Linked DNA regions of Homo sapiens: region 2 is linked to region 1. The links are chromatin loops, found by intact Hi-C in ENCODE. Cell type or tissue: breast epithelium. All regions are shown on one strand. Links, peaks and the distances in the headings refer to the core of each region. The heading gives the core; the rest is flanking DNA.

What was found. Peaks named below come from ENCODE experiments on the same cell type or tissue, not always from the same donor. Only the 100,000 strongest peaks of a DNase experiment are listed, where the experiment ranks them.
Region 2: it touches region 1 in a loop (7-fold over the local background); 1 of 110 quality-filtered maps calls a loop at or near these places.

Annotation. Positions count from the first base shown.
Region 1 is chr2:234,466,296-234,470,998 of GRCh38, forward strand. No RefSeq gene overlaps it. Among named protein-coding and RNA genes, the nearest start is that of LINC01891, 14 kb to the left of the region's middle. In breast epithelium, for the core only: no CTCF peak of the experiment used is centred there; a DNase peak (open chromatin) is centred at 2,396.
Region 2 is chr2:234,230,113-234,234,815 of GRCh38, forward strand. No RefSeq gene overlaps it. Among named protein-coding and RNA genes, the nearest start is that of SPP2, 180 kb to the left of the region's middle. In breast epithelium, for the core only: no CTCF peak of the experiment used is centred there; no DNase peak of the experiment used is centred there.

The sequences.
Region 1 (4,703 bases), core at 316-4,315:
AGGAACCATGAGAAGTCACTGAAGTTGGACTTACGTTCTGGAAGGTTCCTTCCAGCTCCAAACTGTAGTGGGTAACATAACATCTAAACACCTGCCTATAATGCAAGACAGAAGGAAGGGATGCTTTGCTTCATTTTGTAATTAACCTTAGATTATTTTGCCAGCTATTCTAATCATTTCTTGCCTAGCTCAAAGCCCTGGAATGATCTGAAATCAATCAGCCAATCAATCTTTTCTTTTTAAAAGATACAAGAAAGCAGACAGCAGAGTCTCCATTCAACGTTTAGCTCACCCTTTGGTGGGCAGCAACTCACGTGTGGACATTCATAACTTCACCATGGGTTGGAGAGGCTCCGCTGATGGGGGAGGGTGGCCCCACGGGCACGGACTGTCTTCGTGCCATCTTATTTCTGACCCTGTGCTACAGCCGGGGCGCCTGTGTGTTGTGTTTGGTCAGGCAGGTCCATTGTCTTTGTCCCAGTTCAATTCAACTTCAATCAAGTCCATAACCTTTAACTGAGCAGCCTACTATTGTAGGGTCACAGTGCCTTTCCACAGGGCCTGGGAACTCAGACCAAACCACAGCTTTCCCTTACATCCTGGTGGATTCTCAAGAATGTTCTGGCCGGATGGTAAGGAGAGCTGTTTACTCATTATAATGCCCCATCACCATCAGGTGAACAATCTGGAAAGACCCCTGCAGGCCAGAAGGAAGGGGAGCTCCTCAGGGATCAATGTGTGCAGCCAACATGGCAGTCCACAGCTCCAAGCTGGACCTCTGAGTCCTCCGGTGTGCTTTGTGGACATACCGAGAAGGCACTGGTGCTACGGATGAAATGGACAACATAGTGTTAGGGGCTGCCTGTTTGTGCCCCAACACCACATTCACATGTTAGAGCTCTCATGAATCTCCAGTGTCATGCTAGATAGAGATGGGGACTTTGGGAGGTGATTGGGTTTAGATGAGGTCATGAGAGTGGGGTCCCTATGATGATATTAATATCCTTATAAGAAGAGGAAGAGGGACCAGAACTGTCCTGCTCTCTCTTCTGTGTGAGGACACAGCCAGAAGCCAGGAAGAGAGCCCTCGCCAGGAACCCGATCTGCTGGTGCCTTGATCCTGGACTTCCAGCCTCCAGGACTGTGAGCAATAAAGGTCTGCTCTTAAGTCACCCAGTCTATGGCATTTTGTTATAGCAGCCTGAGCTGACTCATACATGTGGCTACACACATCTGCTGGGATTCTTCTGCTAGATGGGATTACGTTTTACTAGAGAGGCTGATTCAGCTATGGCTCAACTTCGTGATCTTTCTTCTGTGGCTGCCTGTTATCCCTGTGAGCTGGAGGTAACAGGATCTGTGAGACAAATGCAGAATCAGGCTTGTTAGGGCAGTCAGTGTTCTCAGTCCCCCAACACTAGGGCTGCCTCTCCATCAGCGCCTTCAAGGGAATACAGTTTGGGATACAATCATGGCCAGCCTGCCCTGCCAGGCTTTGGATGCTGACCTCGACCTTCCACTGCTGTCTTCCAGGATGCCTCTCTGAAAAGGAGCAACGGCTGAGGTTGCCAGTGAGTGGCATGTGCCATGCAGGGGACAGTGGAATTCCTTGGGTATTGTGGGAGTTTCTCAGGGCACCCTTCCCGTTCTGCACTATTGCTGGTGACCTCCCGTGGCCTGAGGTGTTCATACGTGGAGTGGTGGACACCGCAGCCATGAAAGGGACTGAGTGTGACAGAGCCATCACTTTCTGAACCAGAGCTCCATCTTCCAGAGATTCCAGAGGATGAGGCTCACTGGGAAATCTCTCTAAGTCAAAATGCTTCCTGTCCCCAGGCCCCAATCCAGACCAACTGTAAAACCTGATAATGTGCACGTTTAACCATGTTTAACAAGCATCCAGGAGACACACAGAAGCAGGGCCGTTTTGGAAACACCGACTGGGCATCCCTTCACACCAACCTTTCCACATTTGCAGCTACACGTCTTTTATACAACTCGTTTATTTCTATCCAAAGCAGCCCAGAGCTCCACAGGCCTGAAGTCAGGTCCGGATTTTCCAGCTGTCACCCACGCAAGCCTCTCTAAGCCTTACTGAAGGGGATACTGGTGTGTCCTCCTGGAGGAACTCATTCCCTGATGTCTGTGCTCCCACAGTTTAGGGGACCCTGACTCTGCCCGTGGCCCCTCAGGTCCCCATCCTGCCCTATGATAGAGGGTTCTGCTTCTTCTCACCACCGCCCTTCCCCACTCCCCTGCACCCCATCCACCACTCACTTTCTCCCTGTAGCTTTGCTCCACCACTGACTCAGCTATTAAGTGGCCTACACTGAAAATAAGTGCATGTTCTGGGCACAGGGCGTACCAGGAGGATGCATGCCAACCGCAGAGCTCCTGCTGCTCCAGGGAAAACAGGCACATAGCAACAGGCCGGGACTCTGCAGGACAGACCAGGCAGGCCCAGGGGCACGTGGCAACTACTCATCCTATTTGGGAAGGAAAGGGATGGGGAAGATCCAGAGGCCTGACATTGAATTTGTTTGGGGGACATAGTTACTAGTAATGTTCAATGATTCTAAACTTTACTTGATTGCAACCATATGTAGTAAGTGCCTATGCTTTGCCAAGCCATGAGATAAGGAGACAGAGATAAACGAGATACTATCCTGGAGGGACTTACAGGCTAGAGAGGGAGAGAGACTCAGACAGAGAGCATCTCTGTGAGATGTGCTTAGGGCCCTGAAGGGCGTGTGAGCAGGTGCCTGGACACCTGAGGGGCTGTGCTGAGGTCTGCCCTGACTCCTCCCTGAGAGGACGTTCATTCTCAGGGAAGGCAGCTCATCATGCATTGTCTTGGTTCCCTCTCAGTATCCTGAGACAATTACTATGCCCAAAGGAAAGGCAGGAGAAACTCATATTAAATATGGCACTCACCTAAAAGATTTATAAATGAACATTTGGGAAGGAATAGATATCTTTTGATGTAAATTTTTTATTCCTAGCTTCTAAGTATCCTCAGAATTATTAAAACATAGATTCTACAAGTTGTACTCAAAATGAATTAGCTTTAGATTTGAGCTGCTGACAGAGTAATGACAGAGAATAGTTAAAACAGGTTTGTCTGGTCATAAATATTTTACTTGCTAGGCTCAGCAAGCTGCGGGCAGACACTTGCCCTCATAAGTAAGTATCGATTAAATTCTAGTCTGGAATCAGGACGCATAATTGATGGTTTGATGATTTGAGAAATCACACTCTGCAAATGAAAACAGACATTACTTGAGTCACATTGAAGGAGGTACTTATTTTATACCAAAACTCAAGGGGAAGCAGGGTTGTCATATGAGTCAGTTAGACGCAAAGGTCACGTTGCAGAGTCTGGCAGAATGGGTCTTCATGACTGCACAGAGGCATAGAATTCTTCCCGAGAAGTATAGAATTTGAGCTGGAAGGTTCCTTGGGCTCATCCAGTCTAGCTTCATGCTAAGACATGCATCATTCTCTAATACCCAACTGATGACCGTCCATTTGTGAACACTTCTGTTCTTAAGATTTTTATTTCTGGATGGGACAGCAGAAGGCAAACCCTGAACAAGCACATATCAAACTTAGACTTTTTAGTCTACATATTCACACATCCCTTCACTCATCAAATAACGATAGCACAAAGAAAGTCTATTGCCAGCACTCCATAGTGACTTAGCTGAAAGAATTTTTCTGTTGGCGCTCAATAGGTTACAAATTCAGGATATTTCAAGACTAATAATGAAGTCGTAGATCCAGTGGAACACATTCTGTCTTTCAGCTCTCCTTTTTTGGTTTCACAAGAATATAGTTTTGGGGAGGAAACCTGGTATGGAGTCTACACAGACTCAGAAGCCAGGGACGAGACACTGTGATGGTCTGAGCTTGAGCAAGACTTGTGGGTCAAGAGGAAACTAGCCTGGTGTCAGTGCATTGACACCCACAGGGAATTAGGTGACCAAACAAGGTCTGTCTGAGTTTGGCTAGGTACCGCCTGCCTGTGGCCTCCTAGGTAATCTGGGGCCTGTGTCTTAGCCACACACTAATAATATTTTTGTTCTCTCTCTCTCTCTCCCTTTTTTTTTTTTTTTTTCTGACAGAGTTTCACTCTTGTTGCCTGGGCTGGAGTGCAATGGCACGACCTTGGCTCACCCCCATCTCCGCCTCCCAGGTTCAAGCAATTCTCCTGCCTCAGCCTCCTGAGTAGCTGGGATTACAGGTGCCCACCATCATGCCCAGCTAATTTTTTGTATTTTTAGCAGGGACAGGGTTTCACCATGTTGGTCAGGCTGGTCTTGAACTCCTGATCTCAGGTGATCCACCCACCTTGGCCTCCCAAAGTGCTGGGATTACAGGCGTGAGCCACCACACCCGGCCTTGTTCTCTTTATATCAGCAGCATCAAGAGTGATGAGGGGTCCTTCTCTTAAGGCTGTGCTAAACTCTACAGCACAACTTCACTTCAGCAACCGTAGGTAGCTGAATTGGGAAAGGATAGAGATGCCAACTGTGTAGTAACAGAGGCCACTGGTCATGGTGATTTCCAGGACAGAACTCTGGAGAAGCCACCCTACTCAGGGATCAATTTCAAGGTCCCAAGGAAACACCCAGCTCTAGAATTCTATGCTTCAGTGTAGTTGCAGACACCCATTCTGCCATATTCTCCAGTGCGACCTTTGC
Region 2 (4,703 bases), core at 420-4,419, 240 kb before region 1:
ATGCTCCCTGAGGGGAGGGGCTGCCTCTCCTCTGACTTTGCATCTCCAGTGTGTTCCTTGGGGTTGGCGTAGCCCACTAGAAGCTCTATTCTTGTTCAATTACAGGTTCAGGTTAGGCAATCCTTCAAGGGCCCAGGATGAAGAAGTTTCTATCATCCTCAACACATGGTTTCCAAAGCTACCATGGCTGGTTCCATTCCGGCCAATGGAAATGGAGAAGGAGCATGCAGGAGTGCACTGAGGAAGATGTTAGGAAGAAACACCCTTGTCTTCACATTCCGTTGGCTGGAACCCAGGCACCTGGCCATGCACCCTGCAAGGGAGGCTGGGAAAGGAGGTCTGTCGGTGTCCTCAGGGAGAAGAGAAATGAGCTTGGGCTAAGAGCCACTTGCCAGATAACAGCTATTTGTCCAGCAGACAAACAGGAGTGAGTGCTCAACAAATATGAATAGGAGTGAGTGCTCAATATCTTTGCTGGACAAATGGGTCTATTTAAAAATTTAGGAATTGTACGTAGCAATGGGCAGCACCCACACAAATATGGCCTTCAGAGAATCTTTCAAAAAGTAGTTTTTTTTTGGTCCACAGTTTCTATGGATTTCATTAGGCACCAAATGACTTTATTTAAACGCTGATTGTGTTGTCACTGTGTCCCGGGCAATGAGATCTCACTGAATGACACCAGGTTCCTTCCTTCAAGGCTCTACAGCTATGGACCCCAGAGGATCAGTTGTTTTAATATTAAAGCAGCTGCATTTGCACAGGAGGGTCAGATACTATAATCTTCATACCCAGAGTTACATTCTCCTCAATGGATTTATCTAAAATCCTTTCAACACAGAACCATGTGTTGAAACCCTTGATGGAATATTAATCAAACATTTTTTCCCGAGTTCTGAAGCCCTGATTGAAAGTGCATCTGTGTAAGTAGGCTTTTCGGAAAATTACATACCTTACATTGAAGCAAGCAATCAAGTCTTCCCCACCCCTTCACAATGGAAAAGCAGTGGATATGTAAGAAGACAGCTTAGCCAAATGAAAAAGAGAATAATTTTATTCTAATGAGAATGTGGAGCTGGATCAATTATAGATAAGCATGCAAACTTACTGAAGTTTTCTTTTTTTCTGTTTTGATGAATAGTTACATGAAAATATCCTAAAGCCTTCTTGCTGCCTGTGGAGGGTCAGAAATGGCTCTTGGTGTATTTGAATGTAATGATGAGTATATCTTACAATATCAGTTTCCACTTTAAAAAGGGAGATCTATTCTCAGGATCAGCGAAGACATGAAATCTGAGAGAGATGAGGAGAAGCAATGTTTGGAGGTGGAGCAGGCTGGCATCAGGGCCTGTGGAGGATGGCATCACCCAGCACACCACCTCTGCACAGGCACTTCTTCAGGTTAGCAACAGGAAGCTTAATTTAGCCAAGAACCTGAAGGATCATGGAAAAGAATTCTGGAGCCTCTGCTACTCTTATGCAGCTTTGTTAAGGGTAATGCTGATTTGCATTTCCACCTCTCTTCAGCATGCATCTCAGCACACACAGCTGCCCATCTTGTTAGTCAGCTGTAGGAACTGACGTACTACTTTCTTCTATTAATGTTGCCTAATGTAAGACATCACAGACTGGGCATATACCTAAAGTCCTTGGATCTACTGCTCACTGGAATTGAGTTCTCTTTTTCTTTTTAATCTTTTAATCCAAGAAACCAGTTCAATTTTGTTCAAGGATTATAAAGTATCATCCCGGCCAGGCGCAGTGGCTCATGCCTGTAATCCCAGCACTTTGGGAGGCCGAGGTAGGCAGATCACCTGAGGTCAGGAATTCAAGGCCAGCCTGGCCAACATGGCAAAACCCTGTCTCTACTAAAAAATATAAAAATTAGCCAGGCGTGGTGGTGGGCACCTGTAGTCCCAGCTATTTAGGAAGCTGAGGCAGGGAGAATTGCTTGAACCCATATCATCCCCACTTTTCATAATGAGGTCCCTTCCTTGTCTGGAGGTCAGGGACAGGGAGGGAACAGGTATTTTGTGGATGGACTGCATAATATTCTAGCATCTGAGATACGTGCAGGTCAGAGTTGAGCACGAAGCCAAATACAATAAACTGGGAAGAGATCAGGAAGTGCACTGATCAAACTCAAGTGGTCAGAACCATATAGCAGAAGTTTGGGTGCAGAGTTACAACACAAATTATAAACTAAAGAGATGAACACGGAACCACTGACAGGGTAAGAATGAACTGAGAGTTGCAATTACCTGAGGCAGGATTATTTTCCCTGGCAGCTTTGATTTGCTGAGGATCTTATCACAGGTAGGAGATGCTCAATTTATTTATTTTCTAATTTTTTTTGAGCTGGTAGTCTTGCCCTGTCACCCAAGCTGGAGTGCAATGGCGTGATCTCGGCTCACTGCAACTTCTGCCTCCCAGGTTCGAGCGATTCTCCTGCCTCAGCCTCCAGAGTAGCTGGGATTACAGGTGTGCGCCACCTTGCCCAGCTACTTTTTTGTATCTTTAGTAGAGACAGGGTTTCACCATGTTGGCTAGGCTGGTCTCGAACTCCTGACCTTGTGGTCTGCCTGACTTGTCCTTCCAAAGTGCTGGGATTACAGGGGTGAGCCACCGTGCCCAGCCAGAGACGCTCAATTTAAATGGTTCGGGATGAGGCAAACAACACCTGCTTACCTTCTCCCAGGAAATACAGTGGGTGAAGTGAGAGTTACAGCCTAGGTCCAAGCTTAGGTCTTACGAGGTCTCATGATTTTACGTGCCCCTTGTTCCATGAAGGGAACATACTTTAACTAGCTTCTTGGTCAAGGAGGATGAGAAACATGTGGAGCAGGCCCAGACCCAACTTGTAGCTTACAGCCACCATAGAAAATGACTAGGGTCCGCTGAGCTATGCTTCCCACCCAACCATGGGAAGCAGAACTCAGCTGACCCCAGCCATTGTCTGTGTTGGCCAGTGGTTTCTTAAACATTTGCAAGATCCAGGACCAGAGTGTACATGCATGCTCTCATACCTTTGAGACGCATTCTCCACCTTGTACGTGCAGGCATTCGGTACCCAGACTTCTGCTATGTGGTTCTGGCCACTTGAGTTTGGTAACTGCACTTCCTGATTTCTTCCCAGTTTATTCCACTTGGCCTGTCCCATCAAGGAACACACTTATTTGGGTGGAACACTTATTTATTTCCATGGGACTGTGTGCTCTTTAAAGGCAGAAGCTATTTAGAGAGCCTGGCATATAGGAAGTCCTGAATAAAAGGTTGTTGAGCGACTGAATGATCTGGAGACTTTTTTCTAATTTAAAGAATTTTTTCTTAGCTTGCTGGGAAAAAAACGCTGTACAACATTTCAAATTTCACATTCTCTTAAAAAAGATAATAGCAGCATTTTGTGTGTTTTTCCAATACCTTAAGTGTTTAAATATTGATATTAGGTGTTATTATGTTATTTACCAGGGTTTATTTATCCCTTTGTATTCTTTCCATAGAAGTACCTGAGTCAGAGAGTGAAGTTTTGCACATCAGGAACTCATCATCCCTATTTTTGAACTTTTAGAAACAAATGTAAATCAGTGTTAGCTATGTTTAGGCAAATCGCACTGCCCATTTCCTACTACTTCGTTTCTTAAAGAGTTATAGTTTTACTTACAGAATTGTGACTAAGGGAGTGTCTCCCTTTCTTCATCATTTTCAGAAGGAACCAGGTAAATATGATCATGACTTCACTGTCATTGCCATTCAAAGATGATATCAAGGTCAGCAAATCAATGTGAACTATTAATTCTACCCCCTCCCTTTTTCTTCTTCTTTTTTTTTTGAGACAGGGTCTTGCCCTGTCACTCAGGCTGGAGTGCAGTGGCATGATCTCGGCTTACTGCATGCAGCCTTGACCTCCCGAGCTCAAGTGATCCTCCCACCTCAGCCTTCCAAGTAGCTGGGACCACAGGCATGCGCCACTACGTCAGGCTGATTTTTGTATTTTTTGTAGAGATGGCATCTCATTGTGTTGTCAGGGCTGGTCTTGAACTCCCAGGCTCAAGTGATCCTCCCACCTCAGCCTCCCAGGGTGCTGGAATTACAGGCAGGAGCCACTGCACCAGGCTGATTCTTACTTTTATATATAAAATTGTACCATTGTTTTATTCTACATCTCTTTGATGAGTGTATAAAGAATGTAAAACATAAAATTTATATTATTAATTTGAAACACTGTTCCTAAAGAGTAGAATCATTAACAAAATGTGTGCGAACACTTGGCCTGTCTAAAGAGGCAAGATTGAAACACAATACTCAGGGTTGGTAAGGATGCAGGGGAACAAGCGCATTTCACACACTGGAGTACACATTGTTACAGTCCTTCAGAGGATAACTTTGCTAATAATAATAACAGTAAAACATTTTTTAAGTATATAAAGCTTGAAAATTTTACTTCTAGAAATTTATCCTAGGTAAGTAAGCATGGATGTGCACAAGGATTTAGCTGGGTTGGACAAAATCATAAAAAATAAAAAGCAGAAAACATTTCACAGGTAAAGGTTAAGTTACATAAATTATAATAACCCATGTAATGGAGCAAATATCTCATTAAAAATAATTTAAAACATATAATTTCATGAAACACATTCATTGAATACTCAATGGTAAAAAAAAAAAAAGATAGGTTTCCAACAGCAGTGTAATCCTATCTTTGA